Regions from separate parts of the Homo sapiens genome. Here all the other regions are linked to region 2. Evidence: chromatin loops called from intact Hi-C (ENCODE). Cell type or tissue: heart left ventricle. All regions are shown on one strand. Links, peaks and the distances in the headings refer to the core of each region. The heading gives the core; the rest is flanking DNA.

Evidence for each region. Hi-C counts contacts between places; a loop is a spot of excess contacts. Peaks named below come from ENCODE experiments on the same cell type or tissue, not always from the same donor. Only the 100,000 strongest peaks of a DNase experiment are listed, where the experiment ranks them.
Region 1: it touches region 2 in a loop (5-fold over the local background); 24 of 110 quality-filtered maps call a loop at or near these places.
Region 3: a loop joins it to region 2, with 5 times the contacts of the local background. A loop is called at or near these places in 2 of 110 quality-filtered maps.

Annotation. Positions count from the first base shown.
Region 1 is chr7:102,389,191-102,397,754 of GRCh38, reverse strand. LOC100630923 (LOC100289561-PRKRIP1 readthrough) reads right to left here. Exons shown (of 9, transcript NR_038967.1): 5 at 57-135. PRKRIP1 (PRKR interacting protein 1) reads right to left here and starts at 1,392. Exons shown (of 6, transcript NM_024653.4): 1 at 1,218-1,392; 2 at 57-135. The coding sequence starts at 1,343. RefSeq lists enhancers at 874-1,415, 1,197-1,436 and a silencer at 1,457-1,536. In heart left ventricle, for the core only: CTCF peaks have their summits at 6,621 and 6,832 (motif pointing right); a DNase peak (open chromatin) is centred at 6,834.
Region 2 is chr7:101,543,277-101,554,648 of GRCh38, reverse strand. COL26A1 (collagen type XXVI alpha 1 chain) reads right to left here. Exons shown (of 13, transcript NM_001278563.3): 6 at 10,553-10,651; 7 at 9,159-9,311; 8 at 7,410-7,493; 9 at 5,426-5,478; 10 at 3,506-3,541; 11 at 1,273-1,323. Among named protein-coding and RNA genes, the nearest start is that of LINC01007, 20 kb to the left of the region's middle. In heart left ventricle, for the core only: no CTCF peak of the experiment used is centred there; a DNase peak (open chromatin) is centred at 6,268.
Region 3 is chr7:101,753,105-101,764,476 of GRCh38, reverse strand. No RefSeq gene overlaps it. Among named protein-coding and RNA genes, the nearest start is that of CUX1, 59 kb to the left of the region's middle. In heart left ventricle, for the core only: no CTCF peak of the experiment used is centred there; no DNase peak of the experiment used is centred there.

The DNA of each region.
Region 1 (8,564 bases), core at 5,366-7,865, 840 kb before region 2:
CTTAAAAAATTATATTTACACACACACACACACACACACACACACACAGCCATTACCCATGACATCTCGGACAAATTCTGGGGGAGGTCGAGGTGCCCATTCACTCATTTTCTCTGGAATTGGAACTGCTTTGTCCTGCAACATTTAAACATGAAAGCATTTAAGTATAAACCTGTTGACAAAATTATATATCTCCCTCTCTTTTTTTAGAGACAGGTTCTTGCTCTGTTCCTCAGGCTGGAGTGCAGTGGTGCAATCAGAGCTCACTGCAGCCTTGAACTCCTGGGCTCAAGTGATCCTCCCGGTTCAGTCTCCAGAATAGTTAGGACTCTCAGGCGTACACCACCACACCAGGCAATTTTTTTATTTTTGTAAAGACAGGGACCCACTATGTTGCCCAGGCTGGTCTTGAACTCCTTCCTGGCCTCGGACCATCCTCCCGCCTGGCCTCCCAAAGCGCTGAAATTACAGGCAGGGGCCACAGCACCCAGCCCAAGTTACATCTCTTAAGACCAAAGAATTTTAATTGACTAATGAAGCAGGACTGCTTTGCTACTTGGACACAGAGCTGATTTTGTGTTCTTCCCTCTGTCGTGGCTTTTTTCATCCTATGTACTCTTGGGTATAACACAGTCCACACCTTCCCAGGGCTACGCTTTCCAGAGCAGAACTGAAAAACCTAAGCCATAGTTTCCAGCTAGAAACCGCCAACTTTAACACTACTAGATAAGAAGAGTCAAGCTTTTCTAGTTAAAGGTATAAAGGACGTTCCCGTTCAATTGTTTTTATGATTGAGGGGACCGAGGCCCAGAGGGGGTGTGAGCGGGAGAGGAGTGACCAGCTCCAAACGTCTCGGCCACTGTCTCTCTAACGATCAGTGTTGTTTAGAGTATACCCTTTTGCTAACCCACAAATTCTACCTTTTCAGTCTAACGCTTTTTGTTCACAGAAAGTTAAACCAGAAGGGGTCTTGGAGCACGGGAAGCCGCTCCACCGTGCTTTGATTCAAGCTGGGCTCTCACACAAGGACAGACGGGAAGTTCACTATCTCCGGGACAGCCTCCTTCTCCTCCTCCTCCCCAAAGACTGCTCTTGGAGGGTCGGATACTGAGTTTCTGAGTTTGGAGGCGGGGAAGGTGGACCTGCGGGAACCCTGAAGCGCTGCAGAGGAAGGGGGTGGGCCTCGGACGGGCCGTGGAGCCTGGGCCTCGTCTCACCGGGTTCTTCATGAGCCGCTCCAGCTTGAGCTTCTGCTCCTCCGCCGCATTCTTGGGGATGACGAGCGTCTGCGGCTCTTTCTTGGGCCTCGGTGGTCGCACCGAGGAGGCGGCTGGGCTAGCCATGGCAGCCTTCCAGTTTCACAAGCGAGCGGCGGCGTCGGCGCGCAAGTATGACGACACAGCCGCGCGCCGGCGACGCATACGCAGTCTCCGCAGAGGGGAACGGAGGCGGGGTTGCAAGGCGCAAGCAGCCTGCTGAATATTCATGAGCCTGAGGCTGGCGTGGGTTATTGTGTTCAAAGCTGCGGGGTTTCATTTCCTGTTCCTGAACAACAAATCAGTGCAGCTAGATGCTCACGTCCCTGAAGGGGAGGTGGCCCTCCGTGCCTGAGTAGCCTGGCCCTAGCCGACCTCTCCAGTCCCCGCGGGCGTCTTCGTGCCACCGAGCAGCCCCGCTGATGCTCTCGGCACCTCCTCCCCGTCGGCTCTCCTCGCCTCCCGGCTTTGTCCGGGCACTTCCTTGGATCTGGTGCCCCCTCCTCCATTTCTGACAATCTCCTGTTTACATAAGACAGCGCAAACATGTCACTGAGCTTCCTGAAGACTGGGACATTCCTCCTTTGTCCGCCTTGAATTACTCTATACCTGGCCCCCCGCAAATACACCTCTGCCAATGAATGACCGTCTCGTAGTGTGAGGCACAGTAATAAACCTAAGGAACCATGTCTGCTCATTCTGCTTGCGAGCAGGATTTCACAAAGGCCGTGACTCGGTGACTGAGCGCAGCCCTCTCCAATAACGCCCTGAACAATAAGCTGGGAAGAGCGAGAGAGAACACAGGTTTCCACCTCTCTTGCCTGAACACTGCATTTTTAGAAAAGACAAGTTCAATGATCCTAGCCCCTGCCTCTTCCTGTACATAATCTCTGACGGGATTAATGATTATGCTTCTATAACTTTTTTTTTTTTTTTAGAGACAGGGTCTCGCTTGGTTGCCCAGGCTGGAGTGCAGGGGCTCGATCATAGGTCACTGCTGCCTTGAACTCCCGGGTTCAGGCACTCCTCCCACCTCAGCCTCCTGAGTAGCTGAGACTACAGGCGCATGCCACCACACCCAGTTAATTTTTTATTTTTATTTTTTGCAGAGACAAGGTGTTGCTGTGATGCCCAGGCTGGTCTTGAACTCCTGGGCTCAAGCGATCCTCCTGCCTGGGCCTCCGAAAGTGCTGAAATTATAGGTGTTAAGTCACCATGCCCAGCCAAGCCTCTGTAATCTGTAACTAGATAATACCCTCACACACAGCCTTGATGAAATTTTGCTCTATTGTTAACTTCTGAGCACATTAGATATAACTTTTTTTTTTTTTTTTTGAGACAGAGTCTCACTCTGTCCCCCAGGCTAGAGCTCAGTGATGCAATCTCGGCTGACTGCAGCCTCTGCCTCCCAGGTTCAAGTGATCCTCCTGCTTCAGTCTCCTGAGTAGCTGGGAATACAGGTGCACGCCACCACGCCTGGCTAATTATTGTATTTTTAGTAGAGATGGAGTTTCACCATGTTGGCCAGGCTTGTCTCGAACTCCTGACATCAGGTGATCCACCCGCCTCAGCCTCCCAAAGTGCTGGGATTATAGGCATGAGCCACCACGCCCAGCTTGATATAACTTCTGAGCACATGCAGGGCACCACCAACTGTATATAAATGTTTTTATATAAACTGTATATAAATATAAATATATAAATGTGTGCTGAAACTCTGTTTTGGAGCAGTTTAACAAACTCTGTGAAAGACTTTCCCTGGTTACAGTCCTCAGTAAGATTGCAAAAAACCAACCTTAATTTTTTAAAAGCCTGATTTTTTGTTTAGTTGACATTGAGAAACAGAAAAGGCCCGGCATGGTGGCTCACACGTGTAATCCCAACGTTTTGGGAGGCCGAGATGGGCAGATCACTTGAAGTCAGGAGTTTGAGACCAGCATGGCCAACATGGTGAAACCCCATCTCTATTAAAAATACAAAAATTAGCCAGGTGTGGTGGTGTGTGCCTGTAATCCCAGCTATTCAGGAGGCTGAGACAGGAGAATAGCTTGAAACTGGGAGATGGAGGTTGCTGTGAGCCAAGATCGTGCCACTGCACTCCAGCCTGGGTGACAGAGCAAGACTCTGTGTCTAAAAAAAAGAAAAAGAAAAAGAAAAAAAAATTAGAGAGAGAAAGAGAAAGAGAAAAGCTGTTGCTCACATACATTTGGTGTTACAGACCATAGGCTGTTTGGCTCCCCTTGTAATGAAACTTAACAGGGATCCAAGCAGATTTCCCAGACAAGGCATTTATTTCAGAGCTTGTGCTTGAGTGCAGGGAAGACAATGGAAGCAGAAGTGAAGGGATCCTCCAGCTGACTTGTGGAAGAGCCAGTGGGGAATTTTTTTTTTTTTTGTGAGACAGAGTGTTGCTCTGTCGCCAGGCTGGAGTGCAGTGGTGCGAACTCAGCTCACTGCACCTCCGTTTCCCAGGTTCAAGCAATTCTCCTGCCTCAGCCTCCCGAGTAGCTGGGACTACAGGTGCACGCCACCACGCCCGGCTAATTTTTTGTCTTTTAGTAGAGACAGGGTTTCACCATGTTGGCCAGGATGGTCTCAATCTCCTGACCTCATGGTTCGCCCGCCTCGGCCTCCCAAAGTGCTGGGATTACAGGCATAAGCCACTGCGCCTGGCTGGGAATTTTTTTTATTAGGCAAAGCATGGGAATTGACATCAGGGGTAGGGTATGCAGGCTGGGCTGGGCAAAGCACGTGAGGGTATGCAGGTCGCATATCTGGTTTTGAGGGTATGCAGGTCGCATATCTGGTTGCGATGGTTATCTTAAGTAATGAGTCACCTGGTAGTCTGGCTGGTGGCAACAAGGGTGTCAATCAATTGTTCAGCATTCCTTCCCGAGGTGGGACACTCCGCAAGCTTCATTTGATATTTGGATCTCCTAAGGCCAGTCTCTGGAATTCTTTTTTTTTTTTTTTTTTTTTTGAGACAGTTTCGTTCTTTATTTTCTTTGTATGACTAAAGCCTCGGGGTTAGCAGCTATATTGTCAGCGAGGCAATGGTGTGGGTTTTGTGATCAGTGGGACAAAAGAAGGAAAAAGGGAAAGGATGTGAAGGAGAAGCTCTGTCCAGTTCCTGTTCTGTTTCCCTGGGAGCTGGACAGACATTCACAGCTGGGTCTTGGTGTTCTCTTGTCAAACAAAAGTAATTTCCAGGACACCAACATCACACAAGACCATTCCGTGACCACAAAAACCTGGTGTGGTGGCTCATGCCTGTAATCCCAGCACTTTGGGAGGCCGAGGTGGGCAGATCACCTGAGGTCAGGAGTTTGAGACCAGCCTGGCCAACATGGTGAAACCCCGTCTCTACTAGAAATACAAAAAATAGCCAGGCGTGGTGGTGCACACCTGTAATCCCAGCTACTCGGGAGGCTGAGGCTGGAGAATTGCTTGAACCTGGGAGGCAGAGGTTGCAGTGAGCTAAGATTACGCCTTTGCACTCCAGCCTGGGCGACAGAGCAAGACTCTGTCTCAAAATAAATAAATAAATAAAAATAAAAATAAAAGAAACATTTGCTGGAGGGACATGGGCTCCTAGGGACAGGGTCGCCCTCCCACTGAGTCCCCAAGAGGATGAACAGGTGGACAAGTGGATGGTACCTGGAGGGTGAAGTGTTTGTTCTCCAAAGGTCATTCCTGGCTGCCCAATAGTGGGTGGTTTTCTAGGAGCTCAGGGTGGAATTAAGGGTCCTTAGTGGCCCAGGTCTGTCACTGGAACCTGGGGAGGGCTTGGCCTGGCTGGGGCCATGCACACAAACTCACCCAGGATCACACACATTAGCAACCAGTACCTCACTTTTCTCCAAACACTCCACAGAACGAAGGTTTTTGTCTACAAAACAAAGCATCTTTTCCTCCTTGGAGAACTCCCATACAGGCTTCTCAACTTGGCCAAAATGCTACCTCCTCCAAGAAGCCTTCTCAGATTGCCTCTCCCACCCCTCACTTCCAGGAAGTGAATTGCTCCCTTCTTGGTGCTCTCCCAGCTCTGAATCCCAATAACTGGTGAAGTAGTTACCACTATGTCCTCACCATCTGTGTCCCCATGGGCTTGGCAGTGTGGTGGGCTGGGCCAGAATCCCAGCATCTAACCCTGGCATGGTGTAGAGTGGGTACTTCCAGGATGCTTGGAGAATAAAGGAATGAAAACATATATGAAGACTGAATAGACGTGTCAGTGAGATGAGCAAGTGATGGATGAATGAATGAATAAGGACATTAAGAGAAAGAATGAAGACTCAATCAATAAAAGGACACTTAATAAATGAACATGTGAGGCCACGGACTATCAGAAAGCCACAGAGCCAGGAGTGCGGGGCAGTGTCTGTCCGGTTGGTAAAGGTCTCCCTGGCACCCCCAGCCTCAGTGTCTGTCACAGAGCTGGTGCTTGGCAGATATCTGCTGGATGAAAGTTAAGCGAATGAATGGAGTGAAGGAATGCATGAAGGCAAGAGAGAGTTAAGGCATGTGGGTGTGAAGGAGCTGGTAATAACTTCAGTGTCTAAGTCTGGTCTAAATTGTGGACATATTTATCAGCAGATATATGTTTTTCAATAGACGGGGTCTCACTCTGTCACCAGGCTGGAGTGCGGTGGTGCCAGTATAGCTAACTGCAGCCTCGAACTCCTGGGCTCAAGGGATCCTCCTGACTCAGTGTCCAGAAAAGCTAGGGCTACAGGCAGGTACCACTATGCCCAGCTAATTTTTCACATTTTTTGTAGACATGGGGTATTGCTATGTTTCCCAGGCTGACCTCAAGCAATTCTTCAGCCTTGGACTCCTGAGTAGCTATGACAACAGGCTGGTGCCACCACACTCAGCTAACTTTTTATTTTTATTTTTTGAGAGGGAGTTTCTCTCTTGTCACCCAGGCTGGAGTGCAATGGCGCGATCTCGGCTCACTGCAACCTCTGCCTCCCAGGTTCCAGCGATTCTCCTGCCTCAGCCTCCTGAGTAGCTGGGATTACAGGCACCCGCCACCATGCCCGGCTAATTTTTGTATTTTTAGTAGAGACAGGGTTTCGTCATGTTGGCCAGGCTGGCCCCGAACTCCTGATCTCAGGTGATCCACCCGCCTCAGCTTCCCAAAGTGCTGGGATTACAGGCGTGAGCCACCTTGCCCAGCCTAATATTTTATTTATTTATTTATTTATTTATTTATTTATTTATTTATTTGGTAGAGCTGGAGTCTTGCTATGTTGCCCAGGCTATCATCCTGATTCTACTGAAATGGAACTGAGGCCCAGAGGAGAAAGCAATTGGCTCAGGGCCACACAGACTCAAACCCAGCAGTCTAGCCCTGGGTCTGTGACAGCCTGAGTGATTATGTGACTCACACAGATGGGACAGGGCCCCAGCAGACCCTGGCGGGAACCCTGGTGGCACCCTCCTAGGTGGCACCTTCCTGGTGGCACCTTCCTGGGGCTGAGGTCAGATTTGAGGTCCGGCTCCCTGGGATGAAAGGCCGCCTCACAGATGCCCACAAGTCTCACACCCAGGGTGATGTCCCTTCTGCCACCAGAGGGCAGCAAATCCCCACCCAGGTCCCGCCACTAGGAGCCTTAATCCACCTTTCCTGAGATCCAGAACTGGGCACCCAGGGAGCAAGGTCTACTGGCTGGAAGATACCAGTGCGTTGCAGACTGGCAGACTGGGTGCCACCTACCCTGGGCTTGCACAAGCAACCTAACCTCTCTAAGGCTGTTTCCTTATGTGCAAAATTGGTACAAGCGAATCTACCTTGTCGCTGGCACATGGGTAAAATGACGTTTGGACATGCAGTGTCCAGCAGAGCCTGACATTCAATAACATGGCTCACGCCTGTAATACCAGCACTTTGGGAGGCTGAGGCAGGTGGATGATCTGAGGTCAGGAGTTCGAGACCAGCCTGGCCAACATGGTGAAACTCCGTCTCTACTAAAAATACAAAAAAAATTAGCCGGGCGTGTGGGGTGGGGGGAGCTGCCTGTAATCCCACCTACTCGGGAGGCTGAGGCAGGAGAATTGCTTGAGCCCAGGAGGCGGAGGCTGTACTGAGCCAAAATCGCACCTCTGCACTCCAGCCTGGGAGACAGAGAGAGACTCTGTCTGAAAAAAAAAAAAAAAAATAGGTGACCACACTTGTCCTAGTTTGATCCTAGGACTGAAGGGTTTCCCAGAAAGTGGGACCTTCAGTGCTAAAACCAGGAGAATCTTGGGCAAGCCAGGATGGTTGATTACCCTAGACGAGTGGGTACTCCTATCTCAATTCTTTGAGTAGTGGTTGATACTTTAAGTACTAAAACAGCAGGGTTTTTTTTCTTTTTTCTTTTTTTCTTTTCTTTTCTTTTTTTTTTTGAGACAGAGTTTCACTCTCGTTACCCAGGCTGGTCTCAAACTAGAGAAATGAAAATATATGTCCACTGACTGACCTGTATGCAAATACAAACAGTAGCTTGATTCATAATTGCCAAAAACTGGAAACAACCCATATGTCCATCAAATTGAGATCTAGACCTACAGGGAAATACTACTTAGCAATAAAAGGAAGGAGCTTTTGCTGAGTGCGGTGGCTCATGACTGTAATCCCAGCACTTTAGGAGGCTGAAGAGGGAGGATCACTTGAGGCCGGGAGTTCAAGACCAGCCTGGCCAACAAGATGAAAGCCTATCTCTACTAAAAATACAAAAATTAGCTGGGCATGGTGGTGTGCACCTGTAATCTCAGGTACTTGGAAGGCTGAGGCAGGAGGATTGCTTGAACCCAGGAGGCGGAGGTTGCAGTGAGTCGGATTAAGAAGGTGGATTAAGATATCATACCACTGCACTCAGCCTGGGCGACAGTGAGACCCCATCTCAAAAAAAAAGGGGACCAGGTGTGGTGGCTCATGCCTGTAATCCCAGCACTTTTGGAGGCCGAGGCGGGCAGATCACGAGGTCAGGAGATCAAGACCATCCTGGCTAACAGGGTGAAACCCAGTCTCTACTAAAAATACAAAAAAATTAGCCAGGTGTGGTGGTGTGCACCAATAGTCCCAGCTATTCAGGAGGCTGAGGCAGGAGAATGGCGTGAACCCGGGAGGCGGAGCTTGCAGTGAGCCGAGCTCGTGCCACTGCACTCCAGCCTGGGCGACAGAGTGAGACTCCATCTCAAAAAAAAAAAAAAGAAAAAGAAAAAAGAAAAAGGAAGGAAGGACCTCTTGAGGCTTGCAATAACGTGGATGGATCTCAGATGCATTATGTTTAGTGAGTGAAGTCAGATCTATTAATAGAA
Region 2 (11,372 bases), core at 5,171-7,670:
CCTCAGCCTCCCAAGTAGCTGGGACTATAAGCACACACTACCACGCCTGTCTCATTACTTTTTTTTTTTTTTTTTTTTTTTAAGAAATGGGGTCTCGCTAGGTTTCCCAGGCTGGTCTTGATCTCATGGGCTCAAGCGATTCTCCTACCTCAGCCTCCCAAAGTGCTGGGATTACAGGCCAGGCAGGTTGCTGTTATGAAATGGAGGGGGTCACAGTCACCTCTCAGAGTACTGCTGTGAGTGACCAGTGTATCAGGCTCATGCCTCAGCCCCTCTTACTACCTCCTGCACCCCTCACAGCGGCCTTGATTCCAGCCTCTTCCCTTTCTCTGGTCTTGCAAGGACTTCCTGAAGGTCCCCTGGACCCGCCCTGGCCCTCCCAGCTGTTTTGCCCACCCAGCTTTGACACACTCAAGGGAAACCCTGCTCAGGCACTTTCGCTTTTAGCTTTCAAGGCCCCCCCTGCCGGCCCCATCTCAGTGGCACCCCCACGCAACAACCTTCTCATTCTCTGGCAATCACTGCTGTCCTCAGCTGTGTCCCTCACTGGGCTGTGAACTTCTCAGGGCAGGGACCCTGTACACCTGGTGGCCCAGCACCTAGCTCAGGGCCAGCTGAGGGGAGGAATTTGACTTTGGACCTCAGATGAGCCCTTCATCCCCTTCATCCACTACCCCAGCTTCAGCCTCCCCTCCTCCTCCCAGAAGCCGCAGGTCCCCACAGCCAAGCCCGTGCCCTGGCTGCCCCCTCCCACTGGCCCCAGCCTCCGCTTGCTCCAATCTTCTCTCCTCAGATTCCCAGTTTGCAAGTCCCTCTTCCTCCATCCATCCTCTACCACATCCAGCAGCCCTGTCCCCTTCAGTCCCCCAGCACCCTTGACCTTGTAAGCACGCCCATGCCGAGACGCCATTCACGGGAGAACCCGGTCCGTTGAGAGGGACTCTGCAGCCTGACGCCTCCTCCAGGGAGACTGTCTTTCCTACAAGTTTGCGACTCCTCTCCCTGTCCCGGGAAGCCCCCCCAAGGGCCAATCACCCCCTCTGTGGCATCCCCACCCAGCCACCTTCTCACTCTCTTGCAATCACTGCTGTACTCAGCTGAGTTCCCATGGGGCTGTGAACTTCTCAGGGCAGGGGCCCTGTACACCCGGTGGCCCAGCACCCAGCTCGGGGCTGGCTGACGGTCAGCGCAGATCTGTGGGGCACCTGCCCTCCCGTGACAGTGCTCACAGCCAAGGAGGCGGGAGGGAACGTGAAGGGCAGCCATGGTTACCTCTGCAGTGGCGGCTTTCTCTCCTTCTTCCCCCTTCACGCCAGGTTCACCCTAAGAAGCAAGTCACACAGTCAACACTGGAACGGGAGGTGGGGGCACCTCTCCACCCTCTCCAGTTCCCTGGGGGCCTGCAGGGAGTCAGGGGCAGGCTGGGCAGGCAGGGCCTGGGAAACGGGTGCTGGGCCCAGGGGACTCCTGCCCTGGGCTGAGCACAGCAGGGGAGGCCACGGCTCCGGGGCACAGCCTGCTCAGCCTGGCATGGCAGGGAAGTGTCCAGGGTTGGCTGTAAGTGCTTCATTCTGCTTCTGGGGCAGAAGAGACTCAGGCTAGGAAGCCGGCAAGTTCATGCCTGGGCCCTTCCAGGATTGAGTAGCCTGCCTGGAAGGGCTGCTGTCTGTCTCCAACACAAGGCCAGTAATACCAGATTCAAAGTCACATATTTTATTGTATTTTATTTATTTATTTATTTGAGATGGAGTTTCACTCTTGTCACCCAGGCTGGGGTGCAGTGTTGTGATCTCGGCTCACTGCAATCTCTGCCTCCTGTGTTCAAGCGATTCTCCTGCCTCAGCCTCCTGAGTAGCTGAGATTACAGGCATGCGCCACCATGTCTGGCTAATTTTTGTATTTGTAGTAGAGACGGGGTTTCACCATGTTGGCCAGGCTCATCTCGAACTCCTGACTTCAGGTGATCTGCCTGCCTTGGCCTCCCAAAGTGCTGGGATTACAGGCGTGAGCCACCGCACCCAGCCAATTTTTTGAGACAGGGTCTTGCTCTGTTGCCCAGGCTGGAGTATAGTGACGCGATCATGGCTCACTGCAGCCTCTACCTCCTGGGTTCAAGTGATCCTCCAACCTCAGCCTCCTGAGTAACTAGGACTATGGGCACGCACCACCACAACCCAGCTAATTTTTTAATATTTTTATAGAGATGGGGGTGGGTCTCACTATGTTGTCCAGGGTGGCCTTGAACTCCTGGCCTCAAAATGATCCTCCTGCCTTGGCCTCCCAAAGCACTGGGGTTACAGGTATGAGCCACCACCATGCCCAGCTCACAGTAACATGTAAATGTCCAGCTACTACTGTGTGGCCTTGAGTGGGTCACTGTACTTCTTGGTGCCTCAGTTTTCCCAACTGTAAAATGGGATCAGTAATAGTATCTATCTCATCTGTTGTTAGGAGGATTAAGTTAATCAATAGGGACAATGAGCTTAGATTAGAGCCTGGCACCTAGAAGTGCCATCATTGTGTCTCCTGTGTTGTGTTTGGTCACTAGACAAGCACGGGAGGAGGCATGGCTTGGGAGCTTGACACTCCCTGGTTCAAATCCAGGCTCCACCACTGCCTCGCTGTGTGGCTTTGGGCAAGTTACTTAACCTCTCTGAGCCTTAGTGGCCAGTTTTGGCAAACGGGGATAATAAAGCATGGTCTCTTGGGGTCGCTGTGAAGCTTACATGCGCTGTGGGGGAAGAGAGCACCTCCACTGTGGCCAGCACATAGTAGGTGCTCAGCAAAGCTCCACTCCTCCTCCCCGCCCCACACCCCTACAGTGAGGCTTGGGCATCAAGGAAGCGCCTGACTCCTTGGCCCTAGAGGCAGGAGTCTATACTCATAATTTTTTTTTTTTTTTTGAGATGGAGTCTCACTCTGTCACCCAGGCTGCAGTGCAGTGGCGTGATCCTGGCTCGCTGCAACCTCTGCCTCCGGGTTCAAGCAATTCTTCTGTCTCAGCCTTCAGAGTGGCTGGGACTGCAGATGCGTACCACCACACTCAGCTAATTTTTGTATTTTTAGTAGAGACAGGGTTTCACCATGTTGGTCAGGCTGGGAGACTCATAAGTTCTTGTTTCCAAGAAAGTCGATTAAAGGAAGGCTGTCTAAGCCTATTTCTGGGAGGTTCAGAGAAAAGAAGGGACTTCCCAGGTCACACGGCATGTTAACCTATGGCCCCAGGCCACACAGCGCATGAATGAAAGGCCAGGGTCACACAGTGCATTAATCCAGGGCTGCAGGCACTCAGGACTGTCAGCGCACTCTCTGGAGGTCGCTTCCCTCCTCACCCCGCAGCAGGAGGCGATTTGAGTCCTTTCTCAGTCCCTCCCTGTTGCCTGAGCTCCAGCAGGGCCACCCAGGGCTGAACCCCCCCACCAACCCCCGCCACCCAGTGCCCTGGGCTTGCATCAGAGCCTCTGCCTGGGAGTGGCCCAGGCCCATCTGCACAGCCCACACTTACGGACGGCCCCACTGTGCCTCGCTCTCCAGCCAGGCCCTGCAGAAAACCAAAGGAAGCGTGTGAGGCCTGCCGGTCCTGGCCAAGTCTCCAGTGCCCTCTGGCCACCCCCCTCCCCGCCCACTGTGCTCTGAGTCTGCAGAAGAGGAAGGGAGAGGAGGATGGCCCGGCCGGCACGGGAAGGGCAGACTCAAAGGCCTCCAGTCCTGGAGCCACCTGGAGCTGCTATTGACTAGGGACCCCAGCTGAGCCCTCAGTCTTCTCACCTGCAAAATGGGCCAATGCCACGTACGGCTGTCAGGCAGAGAAGGGGAGCAGGTGGTCCGGTGTGTGGAGAGAACTAGTGATACTAACAGCGATGGCCAGGGTCCCACGTGTGCTGATGTCAGCCCAGACGGCTCCCGGGAGCCCCAGGCCCGTGTCCAGCTGTCCCCTGACATCGCCACCCAGCTGACCATGAGGTGCCCACTCCCCCTCTCTCCAAAGGGAACTCCTGGTGCCCCCCATCCCGAAGCCTCCCCTTCTCAGGAAATGCCTCCCTGGTCCTCCCAGCTGCTCCTGACAGACACCAGGGAGTGAAACTACAGCCTTCCCTGCCCTTCTCACCAGACTTATTCCATTGGCCAGACATGCCGAGTCTACTTTCTATTTTTACATATTTAATTAATTAATTAATTTTTTTTAATGAGACAGGGTCTTGCTCTGTCACCCAGGCTGGAGGGCAGTGGTGCCATGAGAGCTCACTGCAGCCTCCAACTCCTGGGCTCAAGCCATCCTCCCATCTCAGCCTCCCAAGTAGCTGGGACTACAGGCGCACGCCACCACACCAGGCTAATTTTTAAATTTTTTATAGAGATGGGGTCTTGCTATGTTGCCCAGGCTGGTCTCAAACTCCCGGGCTCAAGCGATCCTCCCACCTTAGCCTCCCAAAGTGCTGGGATTACAGGCGTCAGCCATCTCACCTGGCCCCTCAGAGGAGCTTTTTAAAGATGTAAATAAGATCATGGAATCACCCTCCCTGAAACTCAATAATTCCATCCACTGTAACAAAAGCCCACACCTGGGACCCGTAGATAAGGCCCTGCCCACTGTGCCTCATCCGACACCACACACTCCATTGCTCACTACCTGCCAGCCTTTTCCCTGCCTCAGGGCCTTTGTACCTGCTCTTCCTGACTTCTGACAGCTGCAGAGGCAGGGCGAACCTGGGGTTAGGGGCTGAGTCAGGCTTGGGGTGCCGCCTCCCCATGGGCAATTCTCAGGGCAAGGTGAGGGGCTGAGGCAGAGATTCTGTGACCTGGCCCAACTCTGCCTACACCCTCTGTACAACCTCAGGCAGCATCTGGTCTCTCTGGGACTCAGTTAGCTCATCTGTGAAATGCGAGTGATGCTAACACCTCCCTGGCATAACAGGAGGAGGATATACTCAGCAAAGAGTCACTGCTGCTAATAAAATTAAAATCTCGGCTGGGCGCAGTGGCTCACACCTGTAATCCCAGCACTTTGGGAGGCTGAGGCGGATGGATTACTTGAGGTCGGATGTTCGAGACCAGCCTGGGCAACATGGTGAAATCCCATCTCTTACTAAAAATACAAAAATTAGCTGGGCGTGGTGGCGTGCGCCTGTGGTCCCGGCTAATCCGGAGGCTGAGGCAGGAGAATCACTTGAATCCAGGAGGTGGAGGTTGCATGAGCTGAGATGGCGCCACTGCACTCCAGCCTGGGTGACAGAGAGAGACTCCATCTCAAAAATAAATTTAAAAATAAATAAAACAAAATAAAATAAAATCTCACCGGCCAGGCCGACTGGCTCCTTCCTGAGTGACTCTTGCTGGTAAAAAGGTGCTTCTTCTCCCCTAGGGAGACAAGGCCACCCGCCACCCGCCGCCTCCCACACCCTACCTAAAATGGCAAAGTCCTTACCTGGGATCCAGGTGTTCCTGGGGGTCCTGGGGGACCTCGAGGCCCAGGGGGACCTGTGGGCAGAGTCACAGATGGTCACCTGGGGCCAGAGAGGGGGCGCCCCCAGCCTCCCACCCCAGCACCTGTTCTTGATCTGTCTCCATGGGAAGTAAAGGAGGGTTTGGGAATGAATGGTGTGGGGAGGAGGGAGGCACACCCCCTCTCAACGAGGTCTCCATCCTCGGAGCCCAGGGTCCTCTCCACCGGCTGCCCACAGCTCCCACACCTCCTCCTCCCAGGGCCTCGTCCACGACGCAGCCCCAATCCCGAGACCCGGCAGGCAAGGGAGGAAGTCCGTCCAGACTGCTCCCACGCCCCAGCCAGTTGGTCCCCTGGTACGTCTCTCCGGTCTTTCCCGCCTCGGGACCTGGGACCCATCCCTCTTGCTGGGGTTACTATAACAGCCTCCTGATCATCGACCCTTCCTATGGCCCCCAAGAGTACACTCTCAAAAATCCAAGCCCAGTTACATCCCTTTCAGGGCTCCTGAAGTCCTCAGCCCGGCCCCTTCCCACCCTCCCTGCCCCAGCCAGACACCCTCCTGGCGTCTCTGCTAAAGCTGTCCTTCCTCCTGGAGCCTCCCTATTCCTCCACTCTCCCAGCAAACCCTTTCCTACTGGTTTTCCTACCAGTCTGACACAGAGCATCACCTCTTCCAGGAAGCCTTCCCAGCTTTCCACTGCTTCTCCAGGCAAATCCCTTATGTAAACCAGCCACCGCCCATGGCCACTGAGGTTTACACGTCTGTCTGCCCCATGGGATGTGGAGTACCCAGAGGGCCGGGCTGGGTCTCATGTGTGTGCCCAGCTCAGGGAGGGAGATTCATGACTAATCTCCAGCCTGCTAGGAAGAGTAAGGTCTTGGTCTCTCATGACCCCACACGGGCCCAGGGAGGGTCTCTCATGATCCCTCCCTGTGGTGCAGGGAGCCGCATGTTGGGCTGTCCAGCATGGCCTGGCTCCCAGGTTTGGAGAGGGCATGTGAGGACAGGCACTCCAGGGGACAAATGTCAGGAGTCTGTCCAGTTCTCCAGAGACCTGGCATGTCACCTGAAGGCCCCCAGGTACCCTCTGAGCTTACTCCCTCTCCTCCCTAGAGCATCTTCTGAAATGTCACGTTTTGACGGCGCCTCCCCGCCACGCCCCAGCTTCTCCCTTGTAGCTCCCTCAGATCCTGTCGAAGTCACAATTTATGATGATATTCCTGTCCTCCACCAGAATGAGAGTTTCTCGATGATGTTTGTTTTGATTATTCAGGAGTTCCGGGAACCTAGATCACTGTCTGGCACATGTAGTGGCAGATGTTCAATGAATGTTTGTGAGACGCACAGAGAAATGAATGAATGAATGAATAAACGAATGAATGAATGAACGAATGAATGAATGGACAAATGAATGAATGAATGAACGAATGAATGAATAAATGAATGAATAAAAGAATGAATGAATCAGTGAATAAACAAATGAATGAATGAATGAATGACTCCCTTCCCGGGCAGAAAGGGACAAGGCAGTCAGCCCTGCATTCTTCCCCCAATGAGGAATGTGGATGATGGAAGGTCAGGCCAGGACTGACAGCCAGGTCCCAGCCCCTTTGAACCCCTTGGTTTCTGCCTCAAAGGTAGGGACTTCCTGCCACCTCTGTCCTGACCCCATCCCCCACTGGTGTGTGTCCCACTCTGGCCCATGCAAGGGCAGCCTCATGCAGGCATCTTATTCCAGCAGAATCACGTGGGTTTCATGCATCCAGTCCCCCAGGGGCACTGCCACTAGGAAACGAGGGGCTTCATTTCCTGCCACACAGCGGGTGGGACAGACCCAGTCCCCAGCATTGCCCAGAAGCCATGGACCGCCAGCCGACCTCCAGCTCCCCTCAAGGCCCCATGGCTCAGGCCAGCCCTGGGGGGATGGAGTCCTCAATGCAGGCCAGCCCACCATTCACTTACCTGGTGGACCAGGGGGACCCCGGGGTCCTGGGACACCTGCCAGCACTGTGTCCACGATGGCAGAGGCCAGCCTTGAGTCTCCATCTGTGGGAAGAGCGGAGCGGCCAGGGGTCTGGTGGGGCAGACCTGGCAGTGCTGGGAGGCTGGTCCGGGGCACTGAGCCCTGAGCCAGGCCACACGAAGCCCAGGGGGGCTCCTCCCATCACCCTGGGGCCCGCTGCAGATACTGTTGCCCCCACTGCTCAGAGGAGCACGGAGAGGCCCAGACAAAGAGCAGGGAAAGCCAGGTCGGTCAGCTTCATATAAAACATAAATACCTTCTAGAACATTCCAGGCTCTTCAGACTCTGGGTCTGCCCTGCTCACTTCTCCAATGCCCCAGGCTGGCATCTTCTTCCAGGCTCCATCCCACAGGCCCATCCTGCTGCACCCAACTGGCTCACTCCTCCAGGAAGCCCTCCATGCCCACCCCTCTGAGCTGTGCCTGGGGAGTCTGATTACATCATGGCGACCACACTGCCTGGAGCAGGGGTGGAGTCTGTTTAACAACCCATCTCCCATGGCCCTCCAGGATGAGCCCCTCACCTGATTCACCCTGGCCAATCCTGAACCAGACCCAGGGCCCCAGGGCAATGCCATCACCTTCCTCATAAAACCCTTCCCCAGGCTGGGCACAGTGGCTCACACCTGTACTCCCAGCACTTTGGGAGGCTGAGGAGGGAGGATCACTTGAGGCCAGGAGTTCAAGACCAGCCTGCCCAACATAGTGAGACCACATCTCCAGACCAGCCTGGGCAACATTGTGAGACCCCATCTCCACTCAAAAAAAAAAAAAAAAATTAGTTAGATGTGGCGATACATGCCTAGGGTCCTAGCTACTCAGGAGGCTGAGGTGGGAGGATCCCTTGAGCCCAGGAGTGAGAGGCTGCAGGGAGCTATGATGGCGCCACTGCATTCCAGCCTGGGCAACAGACCCTATGTCAAAAAAAATTAAAGTAAAAATCTTCCCCAGTTGCCGGGACACTTAACCAGAAATGATGCTCCTCTCAGGGCTCACGGACTCCTCTGCCTGGCCTCCCACTACCTCATGGTCCCTTAGGCCCAGAGTCCTGGTCCCGTCCACTCTCTGCACCTCCTTGTCCCCACCTCCCAAGGTAGAAGTGGACATTTCTGTGTGTTCAGAGGCTCTCTTGGACTGGCCGGTGCCCCCGAGGGCCGGAGTTTGTTTTGCACATTGCTGTGTCCCCAGTGGCTAAAATCCTGTGCCTTGCACATAGTAGGTGCTCACTAAACACCTGCTGAATGACCTGCAGTGAGGGCGGGTGAGGAACAAGTACAATAAGGGATAACCTTGGTGGGGTGGGGTAGCCAGGTAGGGAATCTGGGCCAAGTCAGCCAGCAGAGTGAACTTTGGGGCTCACAACCCCAAAGGCAGGGAGCTGAGCACTGAGGCAGAGACAGGCCACTTTGGGGCCAAAAGCAGGGCTTGGGGCTAGCCCTGGGTCCACTTGAGGATGCTTAGCCCCAGGACCAAGCCTTGCTCCCAAGCTGTTCCCTGTCATCGTCACTGGCAGGCCCTGGACACTGCATGGAGGGCTTCCTGGAGGAGGCCTGCAGGAGTGAGCCAGTTGGGTGCAGCAGGATGGGCATGTGGTGGGGTCCACTTCCCAGGATCCTTTAAGGAAGGCTGATCCCTCCCAGAACACAGCGTAGCTCAGCCCTCCCTTGGCCCCCCAGGGGCATTACTCACTGTCTTTGTCTGTAGGCGGCTGCAGGGAGTAGAGGGCGCCCTGGGGGCTGTTTGGTGAGGGGCCTGGGTTGCCTGCTGGGCCGGGTGGTCCTGGGGGGCCGGGGCGCCCCATCTCTCCAGGAAGCCCACGGGGCCCTGGAGGCCCCAGGAGCCCTGCAATGAGGAAAAGAACAGTCACTGTGGCAGCCGGAGCCTGGCGGGTGGCTGCAACTTACAAATGGGGAAACTGAGGCCTTGAAAGAAACAGGGTTGGTCAGGGGCCCACAGGCAGTCAGTGGTGACCTCCGATCCACAGTCTTCCTTGGGGGTGTCCTGGGGTGTAAATGAAATGGGCTTCCCTTCCCAGCCCAGTCCAGAGGGGACACTTAGTGGCAGCTTGGGAGGGTGAGGGGGGCAGGGACGGTGAAATCAGCAAAGGCTCTGGCCAGAGGCCCATTGGTCCCTCCCAGGGACTTCAGCCCTGTGGCAGGAACACCAAGTATAAGCCACCATCCTGGGCTGGCCCTGTACCTGCTGAACCAGGGGTCCTTCCCCGGCAGGACCCAGGAGGAGTTGAGAGGGTGGTCTCTGGAGGTGTTTAAATGGCTGAGAACTGCTCCTGGCCCCTGACAGCCTCGATGCTCATGCCTGTACCCGAAGCCCCTGAAGACCCTGTTTTGGCCAGGTGTTGTGGCTCACCCCTGTAATCCCAGCACTTTGGGAGGCCAAGGCAGGCAGGTCACCTGAGGTCAGGAGTTCAAGACCAGCCTGGCCAACATGGTGAAACCCTGTCTCTACTAAAAATACAAAAATTAGCCAGGCATGGTGGCAGGCACCTGTAATCCTAGTTACTCAGTAGGCTGAGGCAGGACAGTTGCTTGAACCTGGGAGGTGGAGGTGTCAGTGAGCTGAGATTGTGCCACCGTGCTCCAGTCTGGGCGACACAGCACAAGACTCCATCTCAAAAAAAAAAAAAAAAAAAAGCCAGGTGAGGTGGTGGCTCACGCCTGTAATCCCAGCACTTTGGGAGGCCAAGGTGGGTGGATCATCTGAGGTCAGGAGTTCGAGACCAGCCTGACCAACATGGTGAAATCCTGTCTCTATTGAAAATACAAAATTAGCCAGGTGTGGTGGCGCATGCCTGTAATCCCAGCTACTCAGGAGGCTGAGGCAGGAGAATTGCTTGAACCCGGGAGGCAGAGGTGGCAATGAGCCGAGATGGCATCACTGCACTCCAGCCTGGACAACAGAGCGAGACTCCCTCTCAAAAAATTAAAAAAAAAAGACCCCGTTTTTCTGGTACCCAGCAAGATCAGGGCTGTGGGTGCGTGGGACACCTCGCCTGTTCCAGTAGAGAAGAAAGCCCAGCCCCTTCCGCAGGTTGACAACATCACATATGTGGGGGGTTTTCTTACCAGGCGGCCCCGCTGGACCCTTCTCTCCTGTCTGGCCTCGGTCACCTTTAGACCCGGGGGGGCCTGCAGGCCCTGGTGGTCCTGTCTGCCCCGGGGGCCCTGGGGAGAGAAGGAGACAGGGCATCAGAACATGGTGGACCCCCAGCCTCCAGTGGCTCCAGGCCTGGCCCCCTGGGCTGTCAGCCTACGTTCCCCCAGGAGCCCTGCCTACCTGGGACTCCCTAAACAGGCAAAGGCACTCACATCACCTTGGAGCTGGTTATTACAACTTACAAACCAGCTTTGCACTTACAAACATCTATGATTCTAAGAACTGCTTTCGTTCCCATTTTCAATGTGGGGAAACTGAGGCTCAGGAAGGTTGGTCCCTTGCCCAAGCTCACACAGCCAGGCTGCAGATGAAGTTGCTTAGCTCCAGGTCCCTCTCTCACACCCTGCTGTCTCTCTGCTTAGGGTCAAGAACCGGGCTTGTGGCAAAGTGCTCCCCAACAGGTGGCCTCCGAGGAGGCCCCAGGAGGTCCTGAAGGATGGATCTTCCCAGCTACAGATCTCTAAACCCCAAGGGTGGACAAGGAGATGGAGAGGTAAGGCTTGCTGTGTGGCCAGGGGACAGCCTTTTCTCCCTCTGGCCCAGAGAGGATGCTGAAAAATGTTTGCTCAGCACCTTAGGAGGCTGAGGCAGGAAGATCACTTGAGCCCAGGAGTTTGAGACCAGCCTGGGCCACATAGTGAGACCCCATCTCTACAAAAGATACAAAAGTTAACCGGGCATAGTGGTGCACGCCTGTGGCCCCAGCTACTGGGGACGTTGAGGTGGGAG
Region 3 (11,372 bases), core at 5,485-7,984, 210 kb before region 2:
CAGGCAGCAGAATGGCATATGTGTTGGAGGCACAGAGACTAGAGGCAGAGGGACCATGGAGGAAGCTGTAGGAGCTGGGGAGACCTGACCCAAGGCTGTGTCGTAGGGGAGGGGGAAGCGGGTGTGGGCTGTGAGCCAGGAAATGGAAAAGCGGGTAAGGTCCCTGAGTGCCTTGTTGCTGGCAAAATCCAGATGCTATGTTTGATTTCCTTCCTCCCTCTGGATTGGTTTGGGTGGGAGTCAGGCTGGCCTGACGGATGGAGGACGTCCTCCCTGGTGAGGCTGTTGGACAGAGCCCAAATTCACAACCAGGCAGGCTTTTCAATTCCAGGGCCCAGCCTTCCAATGGGCATCAGTGACCCTGGCTGTCCTAGGGGTCTGGCTTCCCAGGGAGCCCCACTCCTCTTTATGAAACAAAAGATAAGAGCAGCAGTTCTCAAACTTCAGTGTGCATAACAGGTGATCGGGCAGGTGTTTAAAAGTGCAGGGCTAGGCACGGTGGCTCATGCCTGTAATCCCAGCACTTTGGGAGACTGAGGTGGGAGAATTGCTTGAAGCTGGGAGTTCAAGACCAGCCTAGGGAACATAGTGAGACCCTGTCTCTTCAATTTTTTTTTTTTTTTGAGACGGAGTTTCACTCTTGTTACCCAGGGTGGACTGCAATGGTGTGATCTCGGCTCACTGAAACCTCTGCCTCCCGGGTTCAAGTGATTCTCCTGCCTCAGCCTCCCGAGTAGCTGTGATTACAGGCATGTGCCACCACGCCCAGCTAATTTTTTATTTTTAGTAGAGATGGGGTTTCTTCAGGCTAGTCTTGAACTCCCGACCTCAGGTGATCTGCCCGCCTCGGCCTCCCAAAGTGCTGGGATTACAGCTGTGAGCCACCACACCCGGCTGACAAAAATTTTAAAACATTAGCCAGGTGTAGTGGTGCGCACCTGTAGTCCCAGCTACTTGGGAGGCTGAAGCAGGAGGATCAGTTGAGCCTGGGAGATCAAGGCTGCAGTGAGCTATAATCTGCACCTCAGCCTGGGCAACAGAGTGAGACTCCGTATCTCTTTAATAAAAAAATTTGGCCGGGCACAGTGGCTCACACCTGTAATCCCAGCACTTTGGGAGGTTGAGGCGGGTGGATCACCTGAGGTCAGGAGTTCAAGACCAGCCTCAACATGGAGAAACCCCGTCTCTACTAAAAATACAAAATTAGCCAGGCTAAGTGTGGTGGTGCATGCCTGTAATCCCAGATAGTCGGGAGGCTGAGGCAGGAGAATTGCTTGAACCTGGGAGGCGGAGGTTGCAGTGAGCCGAGATCGCACCATTGTGCTCTAGCCTGGGCAACAAGAGCAAAACTCCGTCTCAAAAAAAATAAATAAATAAAATAAAATAAAAAATAAAAATTAAAAAACTTGTTTTAAATGCATGCAGACACCTAGGTCCCATGCCCAGAGATTCTGTGGCAATGTGTCTGATCCTGGGACAGGCACCGGTGTTTGTCATATCAGCCCCATCCAAGGTGGAACAAGGTCTGCTTTTGGGGGCCGGGAGCAGGGAGTCCTTTCTGGATGTGAAGGATGGTGCTAGCTAACACCAGCATCCTCTTAGTGCCAGAGGAGGAGGCTGTCTCTCCCCAAAGGTGGGCAAAGGGCCTGAAAAAGCACCCCCTCCCCCCCCAATTTCTATTTGGGAGAGGGTTGAGGGTTGAAATCAGGTTGGGTAGAGAAACTGGGAACTTGTCTTCAAACTGAATTTTCATGGCCTTTCCACTGAGGTTGTATGATTTTGGAGGTGGTGGCTTGGGTGTTGGTTGGGTTTATGGGTGGCCACAAGTCATCCCCTGCTCCTGCCACTGCCAGTCACTTCTTTTTTTCTTTTCTTTTCTTTTTTTGAGCCAGAGTTTCTCTCTGTCATCCAGGCTGGAGTGCAGTGGCGCGATCTCGGCTCACTGCAACCTCCGCCTCCTGGGTTCAAGCAATTCTCCTGCCTCAGCCTCCCGAGTAGCTGGGATTACAGGCGTGCACCACCATGTCTGGTTAATTTTTGGTATTTTTAGTAAAGACGGGGTTTCACCATGTTGGTCAGGCTGGTCTTGAACTCCCGACCTCAGGTGATCCACCCGCCTCAGCCCCCCAGAGTGCTGGGATTACAGGGCATGAGCCACCGTGCCTGGCTTTTTTTTTTTTTTTTTTTTTTTTGAGACAGATTCTCACTCTGCCACCAAGTCTGGAGTGCAGTGATGCAATCAGCTCACTGCAGCCTCAACCTCTGAGGCTCAAGCTATCCTCCCACCTCATCCTCCTGGGTAGCTGGGACTATAGGTGTGCACCACAATGTCTGGCTAATTTTTCAATTTTTTTTTGTGGAGATGGGGGTCTTGCTATACTGCCAAGGCTGGTCTTGAACTCCTGAACTCAAGCAATCCTTCTGCCTCAGCCTCCCAAAGTGCTGGGATTACAGGCCTGAGCCACCCTGCCTGGCTGCCAGTCACTTCTATGAAACCTTTGCTCCTTCCTCCTCACCCCACCAGGAAGAAATGACCTACCAATCTCCTGCAGTTATCCCACTGTAACTGTGATATAGTAAGAAATAGATCTATATTTGGTCTGTCTCTGGTTCTAGGCACAGGCCTCCAAAACCCTTGGAATTTCCTGAGTGCTAGGAGTGTCTTTTATTTTTATTTTTTTATATGTATTTTTTGAGACGGAGTCTTGCTCTGTCACCCAGGCTGGAGTGCAGTGGTGCCATCTTGGCCCACTGCAACCTCTGCCTCCTGGGTTCAAGTGAGTCTCCTGCCTCAGCCTCCCAAGTAGCTGGAATTACAGGTGTGTACCACGACACCCAGCAAATTTTTGTGTTTTTAGTAGAGACTGGGTTTCACCATGTTGGCCAGGCCGGTCTCAAACTCCTGACCTCAGATGATTCGCCCACCTCGGCCTCCCAAAGTGCTGGGATTACAGGTGTGAGCCACCACACCCGGCCCAAGAGTGTCTGTTATTATTCATCACAAACTCCTTTCCACCAAATCTGAGTTTATGCTAATGAGGTGACACTTTCTGGGCCACTAGACAGTTTCAGGATGGGGGTGGATGCCAGAAAAACCAACCACATGATTAGAAGGTGGGAACTTTCAGCCCCAACTTGGACCTGCAAGGAGGGAAGAGAGACTGGAGAGTGAATTAATCACCAATGGCCAATGATTTCCTCAATCATGCCTATGTAATGAAACCTCCATAAAGCCCTTAAATGACTGGGTTGAGGGGGCTTCGAGGCTGGTGAACACATCAAGATGCGGGGAGAGGCTGGGTGCAGTGGCTCAAGCCTGGAATCCCAGCACTTTGGGAGTCCGAGGTGTGTGGATCACCTGAGGTCAGGAGTTCGAGACCAGCCTCAACAGGGAGAAATCCCATCTCTACTAAAAATACAAAATTAGCCGGGCGTGGTGATGCATGCCTGTAATCCCTGTTACTAGGGAGGCTGAGGCAGGAGAATTGCTTGAACCTGGGAGGTAGAGGTTGCAGTGAGCCGAGATCGCGCCATTGCACTCCAGCCTGGGCAACAAGAGCGAAACTCCATCTCAAAAAAAAAAAAAAAAAAAAAGATGCGGGGAGCGTGGCTTGCTGGAGAGGGCACGGAAACTCCACCAGTCCCCCACCCCTCGCCCTGTGTAATCTCTTCTGTGTCTTCATCTGTATCCTTTATAATATCCTTGAAGATGAACCAATAATAGTAAGGAAAGTGTTTCCTTGAGTTCCGTGAGCCATTCTGGCAAATTACTGAATCTGAGGAGGGGATTGTGGGAACCCACAACTTTATAGCCAAGTTGGACAAAAATGCGGATATGGGGCTGGGTGCCGTGGCTCACGCCTGTAATCCCAGCACTTTGGGAGGTCAAGGCAGGAGGATCGCTTAAATCCAGGAGTTTGAGACCTGCCTAGGCAACATAACGAGGCTCTGTCTCTACAAAATAAAAAATAAAAATTAGCCGAGCATGCTGGCACGCACCTATGGTCTCAGCTGCTTGAAAAGCTGAGGTGGGAGGATTGCTTGAGTTCAGGAGATCGAAGCTGCAGTGAGCTATGATCCTGTGTGCCATTGCACTGAAGCCTGGGTGATAGAGCAAGACCCTATCTCAAAAAAAAAGTGGGTCCTCTGTGCACTCAATACATGTGATTGGCATCTGAAGTGGGGAGCAGTCTTGTGGGCCTGAGTCCTTATCCTGTGGGATCTGCCCTAACTCCTGGCAGTTAGTGTCAGAATTGAATTGAATTGCTGTGTGTGGTGGCTCACGCCTGTAATCCCAGTACTTTGGGAGGCCGAGGCGGGTGGATCACTTAAGGTCAGGAGTTCGAGAGCAGCCTGGCCAACATGGTGAAACCCCATTTCTACTAAAAATACAAAAATTAGCCAGGCGTGGTGGCGCACGCCTGTAGTCCCAGATACCCAGGAGGCTGAGGCAGGAGAATCGCTTGAACCCTGGAGGTGGAGGTTGCAGTGAGCTGAGATCATGCCATTGCACTCCAGCTGGGCAACAGAGAGAAACTCTGTCTCAAAAAAAAGAAAAAAAGGAATTGAATTGAATTGGCCGGGTGCTGCAGCTCATGCCTATAATCCCAGCACTTTTAGAGGCTGAGATGGGAGGATCACTTGAGCCCAGGAGTTCAAGACCAGCCTGGGCCACATAAGAAGATTCTGTCTCAGCAAAAAGAATTTTTTAAAAATTAGCCAGGTATGGTGGTGCTGTAGTCCCAGCTACTTGGAAGGCTGAGGCAGGAAGATTGTTTGGGTCTGGGAGGTCAAGGCTGCAGTGAGCTGTGATTGCACCACTGCACTCCAGCCTGGGCCACTGTCTCAAAATAAATAAATAAATAAATAAAATAAAGAAGAATTGATTTGAATTGTGGGACACCCAGTTGGTGTCTGGAAAGTTGGAGAATTGGTTGATGTGGGGAAGAAAACCTCACACGTTTGGGTTTGGTGTTAGAAGTGTTGTAAATAAAAACGGTTTAGAATTGTCAACAGCTGTCTTACCTTTGGAGTTATGAGCTTTCCAGGCCAGGAAATGGATTGTTCATCTGTGTGTCCAGGGTTTAGCTGTGTCCCTGGCATGGAAATGTTCCTCAAAAGTCCAAGGAGTAAGAGGGTGAATGGAACATCCTAGGAGTGACCCCGATTTCCCAAAAAGGCAGAGAAGAAAAACTGCATTAATGTCAAAAACCTGTTAGAGAAGTCAGACAATGTGGAATTAGCTACATATGCGTGAAACACAATTCATCATTCCCTTTTTAAAACAATTTATTTTATTTTATTTTATTTTATTTTGGAGACAGAGTCTTGCTCTGTCCCCCAGGCTGGAGTGCAGTGGTGCGATTTCGGCTCACTACAACCTCTGCCTCCCAGGTTCAAGCAATTCTCCTGCCTCAGCCTCCCAGGTAGCTGGGATTACAGGCGCTCACCACCGTGCCCAGCTAATTTTTGTATTTTTAGTAGAGACAGGGTTTCGCCATGTTGGCCAGGCTGTTCTCGAACTCCTGATCTCAGGTGATCCACCCGCCTCAGCCTCCCAAAGTGCTGGAATTACAGGCGTGAGCCACTGGGCCCAGCTCTTTTTAAAACAATTAAAACTTTTTTTCTTTCTGTAGAGATGGGGTCTTGCTGTGTTGCCCAGGCTGGTCTCAAACTCCTGGCCTCAAGCAATCCTCCCACCTCAGCCCCCTGAGTAGCTGAGACTACAGGCATGCACCACCAGGCCTGGCTAATTTTTAAATTTTTTGTAGCTGGGGTCTTGCTATGTTGGCCAGGCTGGTCTGAAACTCCTGCCCTCAAGCAATCCTCCTGCTTCGGCCTCCCATAGTGCTGGGATTACAGGTGTGAGCCACCACACCTAGCCCATTCTTCTCTTTCTGCTGTAGTAGTATAAAATAATAGTAATAATAAAAAATAGTTATCTCCTTATCAAGATAGAAAATGAAAGCTGGCTGGGCACGGTGACTCATGCCTGTAATCCCAGCACTTTGGGAGGCCACAGTGGGAGGATTGCTTGAGTCCAGGAGTTCGAGACCAACCTGAGCAACATAGTGAGACTCCATCTCCATAAAAGAGAAATTAAAAAGACACTTACAAAAGAAAAATGAAAGCCAACACCACGGGATCCATCAGTTTAGCATCCTCAGTTGACAAATATTGTGCCTGCTGACTGAAGTAAACTTATTCATGTTGATAAGTGCATACCTTTGTATTGCGGGGAAAACAAATGTTTTACTCTCCTTCAATCATTGGATACATTGATCATGGTCAGCTATGGTTTCTCTCTTGGTAAGTGCAATTATTGGAAAAAAGATGTGAAAATCAAATGCTGTGTTTATATTTCTAAGAGTTTGGCTCAGTCAGTCTAAAAAGCCTGTGGATAAGTGGAAACGTGGGAGCGTTTTGAGTCCAGGGCAGTCCGATTCTGAAGGTATTGACCCCATTCTTAGGAATGCCAGCAATGTTTTTTCTGTTTTGTTTTGTTTTTGAGACAGGGTCTCACTCTGTCACCCAGGCTGGAGTGCCATGTCGCTGTCATCGCTCACTGCAGCTTCGACCTCCCAGGTTCAAGCAATCCCTCCAGCTCAGCCTCCCAAGTGGCTGGGGCTACAGGTCTGTGCCACCACACCTACCTAATTTTTTATGTATTTATTTTTCTTGAGATGGAGTTTCACTCTTGTTGTCCAAACTGGAGTACAATGGCGCGATCTCATTTCACTGCAACTTCCACCTCCTGGTTCAAGCGATTCTCCTGCCTCAGCCTCCCAGGTAGCTGGGATTACAGGCGCCCACCGCCAGGCCCAGCTAAATTTTGTATTTTTAGTAGAGACAGGGTTTTGCCATGTTGGCCATGATAGTCTCAAACTCCTGACCTCAGTTGATCTGCCCGCCTCAGCCTCCCAAAGTGCTAGGATTACAGGCGTGAACCACTGTGCCTGGCAATTTTTGAATTTTTTGTGTAGACAAGGGTCTCCAACTATGCTGCCCAGGCTGGTCTCAAATTCCTGGACTTGAACCATCCTACTGCCTTGGCCCCCCAAAATGCTGGGATTACAAGTGTGAGCCACCATACCCGATCTGTTTTTCATTCTTGAGTCATGTTGTCAAATGGTGGGACTCAATGTTTCAAGTATGCCTTTATCACCAATACTTAATCTGTATGTAAATGATGGCAATATAGATATAGAAAATTATAGGGTTTCATGCCAGGATGCCACACATAGTTTGACATTTGTGAGAGATAAGCTAAAATTTATTTCTACTTTATTTTTAATTTTAAGTTTTTTGAGACAGGATCTTGCTCCATTGCCCAGGCTAGAGTGCAGTGGTGTGATCATAGCTCACCGTAGCCTTGAACTCCTGGGCTCAAGCAATCTTCCCACCTCAGTCTCCCGAGTAGGTGGGGCCACAGGCATGCACCACCATGCCTGGCTAATTTTTTTAATTTTTAGTAGAGATGGGGTCTCGCTATGTTACCGAGTCTTAAAATGTATTTTTAATGTGTGAAGAGTTTAAGGCAAATCTGGAAGTGATGAAAACTCTTGGAGTCAGATTTGCAGGGTAGGAAATGGGGTAAAAAAAACACCCTCCCTGGCCAGGCGAGGTGGCTTACACCTGTAATCCCAGCACTTTGGGAGGCCGAGGCAGGTGGATCACTTGAGGCCAGGAGTTCGAGAGTGGCCTGGCCAACATGGCGAAACCTCATCTCTGTTAAAAATACAAAAATTACCCCGGCATGGTGGCATGTGCATGCAGTCCCAACTACTCGGGAGGCTGAGGCATGAGAATTGCTTGAGCCTGGGAGGCAGAGGTTGCAGTGAGCTGAGATCATGCCGCTGTACTCCAGCATGGGCGACAGAGCAAGACCCTGTCTCAAACAAAACAAAACAAAACAAAAAAAACCCCTCCTCATTGTTTCTGTCAATGTTTTGCAGAGCAGACTCATTTGCACAGTACAAGGAGTTTCTGCTTCGAAAAAGAAAATCTCTGTAAAAATTCTGAAAATACAAAAGAAGTAAAATGCACCTGAAATCATTTGCAATTGGGAGAGGATATTGATTTCCTAGTGAAACTGTCACTAACAGATTATTATCTGCTCACTCATAACAGCTTGAGGAAACAAGAACACACCTGAAATTCAAGGTTAAACTATTTTATTTCTTGCAAAACAGTGTTTATCGTTAAGGAGTCATGACAAGAATATTCCTTCTGTGAATAAAGCCAATTTGGAGGGAGTTTTGGGAGGCCATAAAAGAGAGTGATTCTAATGTATGAATCTGTTGATGCCTATAGAAGTCAGCAAATTCAAAATGAAATCACCAGAAAAATAAAAGCCGAAACATTGCAGGGCATGGCAGATGAAATCAATGTTTCCTGATAATATGCAAAGGCCATCTCTGGGATGGGAAAGAACCACTGTAGTTTAGGTAAGAAAAATCTGAATCGCTATCTCAATTTATAGAGACTCTTTGATTTTGCTGGTATTGAAAAGATGACTAAGACTAACTTATATATATGGTCATAAAGACATACATAAGTTGAGGCCAGGGGCAGTAGTTCATGCCTGTAACCCCAGCACTTTGGGAGGCAGAGGTGGGAGGATTGCTTGAGAGCAAGAGTTTAAGACCAGCCTGGGCAACATTGCAAGACCCCATCTATCTCTAAAAAAGGAGACATATGTAGACTGGGTATGGTGGCTCACGCCTATAATTCCAGCACTTTGGGAGGCCAAGGCGGGTGGATCATTTGAAGTCAAGAGTTCGAGACCAGCCCGGCCAACATGGTGAAACCCCATCACTAATAAAAATACAAAAATTAGCTGGGCATGGTGGCAGGTGCCTGTAATCCCAGCTACATGAGAGGTTGAGGCAGGAGAATCGCTTGAACCCAGGAGGCAGAGGTTGCAGTAAGCCGAGATTGAACCATTACACACCAGATTGGGTGACAGAGGGGGACTCCATCTAAAAAAAAAGACATATATAAGTTGCCCATATATTATAAAGTTGTGTGTATATATATATATATAAAGTCGTGTATATATATATATATAAAGTTGTATATATATATATAAAGTTATATATATATATATATATAGACTCATTCACATAGCACAGGAGTTTCTGCTTTGAAAAATAAAATCTCTGTAAAAATTCTGAAAATACAAAAGAAGTAAAGCACATCTGAAATCATTGCAGTTTGGGCGAGACGAAGATATTGACTCCCTAATGAAACTGTCAGTAACAAATTATTATCTGCTAATCAAAGTGGAATTTGTCACATGGGTGGCCGAATTCGCAACAGAAGGGTGGACACATCTGTGGGGAACCCTGGCTGCACCGCAGTATTGTACAAGGTGGAATAACGGGGTCTGTGCAGGCACATCGGGGACCATTGTCCTTTGCAATTTGTGATGCTGACACTTTTGTAGAAAAATAAAAAAACCGCGACGTGCTTTCGTTGCATTCAAGCCTTTGTTCCATGTTCTGGCATTCATCTGTGAAAAGACTGGCGATTACCCAAAAACACATGTAACGGGAGTGGCGGAGAGACCCGCAGGACGCTGGGTAACTGCTGAAAACATATCGGGTCTCACATCGCGAGGCTGGATGTGATTGAGTGGCTTCCAGCGATTGCTGAAACTTGGGAAGCAGTATTAAACGATCATCAGACACACAGGTGGCCCATGAATGGAGAATTCCTTTACACGTGCTAAATGTGATAGGAGTGTTTTTCCTGATGTGTTTCAAAGTGAAACCATAGACGTGTTTTCATTGCCTTCAAAAGTAAAAGCAATCTCTCACTGTTTATCATCTCAGGGAAATGATGACTGTTTCAAAACCGTTTGGTAGAGAGAGAGGAAAGGAACCTTGCCAGAAACGAATCTCAGGAGTTCAAAGTGAAAACAAAACAAAAAAAAGAACCTTCCTTTTGGGAAAGAAAAAGTCTGTTGTGGCGCAGGATGTGTATGTGTGTAGGAGGAGGGAACATGGAAATTCAGACAGGGAGTTTTCCCCTCCTTTGTCAGAACAGCATGCAACGATATTCAACCTAGAAAGATTTGGTTACTGCATTACTAAATTTAAATGCATATTTTTCAGTGAATAATGATAGCAAAAGAAAGTACGTTTTAAAATCACTGCTTAAATGCATTGAACTGGCTGGGTGCAGGGACTCACACCTATAATCCCAGCACTTTGAGAGGTTGAGGCAGGAGGATCACTTGAGGCCAGAAGTTTGACACCAGCCTAGGCAAAATAGCAAAACCACTCTACAAAAATAAAAACTAAACATTAGCTGGACATGGTGATGCACACCTGTAGTCCTAGCTACTTGGGAGGCTGAGGTGGGAGGATCATTGAGCCCAGGAGTGAGAGGCTGCAGTGAGTTATGATTGCATCAGTGCACTCCAGCCTGGGTGACAGAGCGAGACCCTATCTCCAGACAAACCAAGCAACCAATAGATGAAGCAATGGCCACATGCATGCAGATAAACGGGATAATAGTCTTTTTTTTTTTTTTTTGAGATGGAGTCTCGCTCTATCCCCTACGCTGTAGTGTAGTGACATGATCTTGGCTCACTGCAACCTCCACCTCCCGGATTCAAGCCATTCTCCTTCCTCAGCCCCCTGAGTAGCTGGGATTACAGGCGCCCACCACCATGCCTGGCTAATTTTTGTATTTTTAGTAGAGACGGGGTTTCACTCTGTTGGACAGGCTGGTCTCAAACTCCTGACCTCCCGTGATCCACCAGCCTTGGCCTCCCAAAGTTCTGGGATTACAGGTGTGAGCCACTGTGCCCGGCCGGATAATGGTCTTTCTTACTTGATGCAAGAAAAACTCTAAAACTTCAGTTTCACCAAAGCTACACAGAGCTCAGCCTCTGCCTGGATCACTGGTCTTGGCTGGTGGTTCAGCTCTGTCGCCTAGTAAGTGCCTACCTCTCGGCTCTGCAGTTCGCCCTGCGAGGCACACAATTGCCCTGCAAATAGGAAAGTAGGGACTTCAGAGAGGACAGACCCCGCAGAGGCCTCTCTCTGACTCTGCATGACCCCTCTGAGTGAGATGAGATGGTGGACTCTCTCTGCATCGTTTTAACGTCCATTTAAACAGGGTCGTTCAAGCAGCTGGAGCTGAAAGCCTCGTCCCGGAACCCCGCTTGTGGGTTTCAGGATAAAAATGTGTAGTCTACTGAGAGCTCAGAGTGAGAAATCAGACCGGGGAGAGCCTGCACGGGAGGCCAGATGCCGTGGCTGAGCACCAACTCCGCACCTTTTCAGCTGGGTGGGGAAGCTGGAAGCTGGGCTTCTAGGACCCTCAGTTTCTTCAACTCTAAAATGGGAATAAAATCCTAC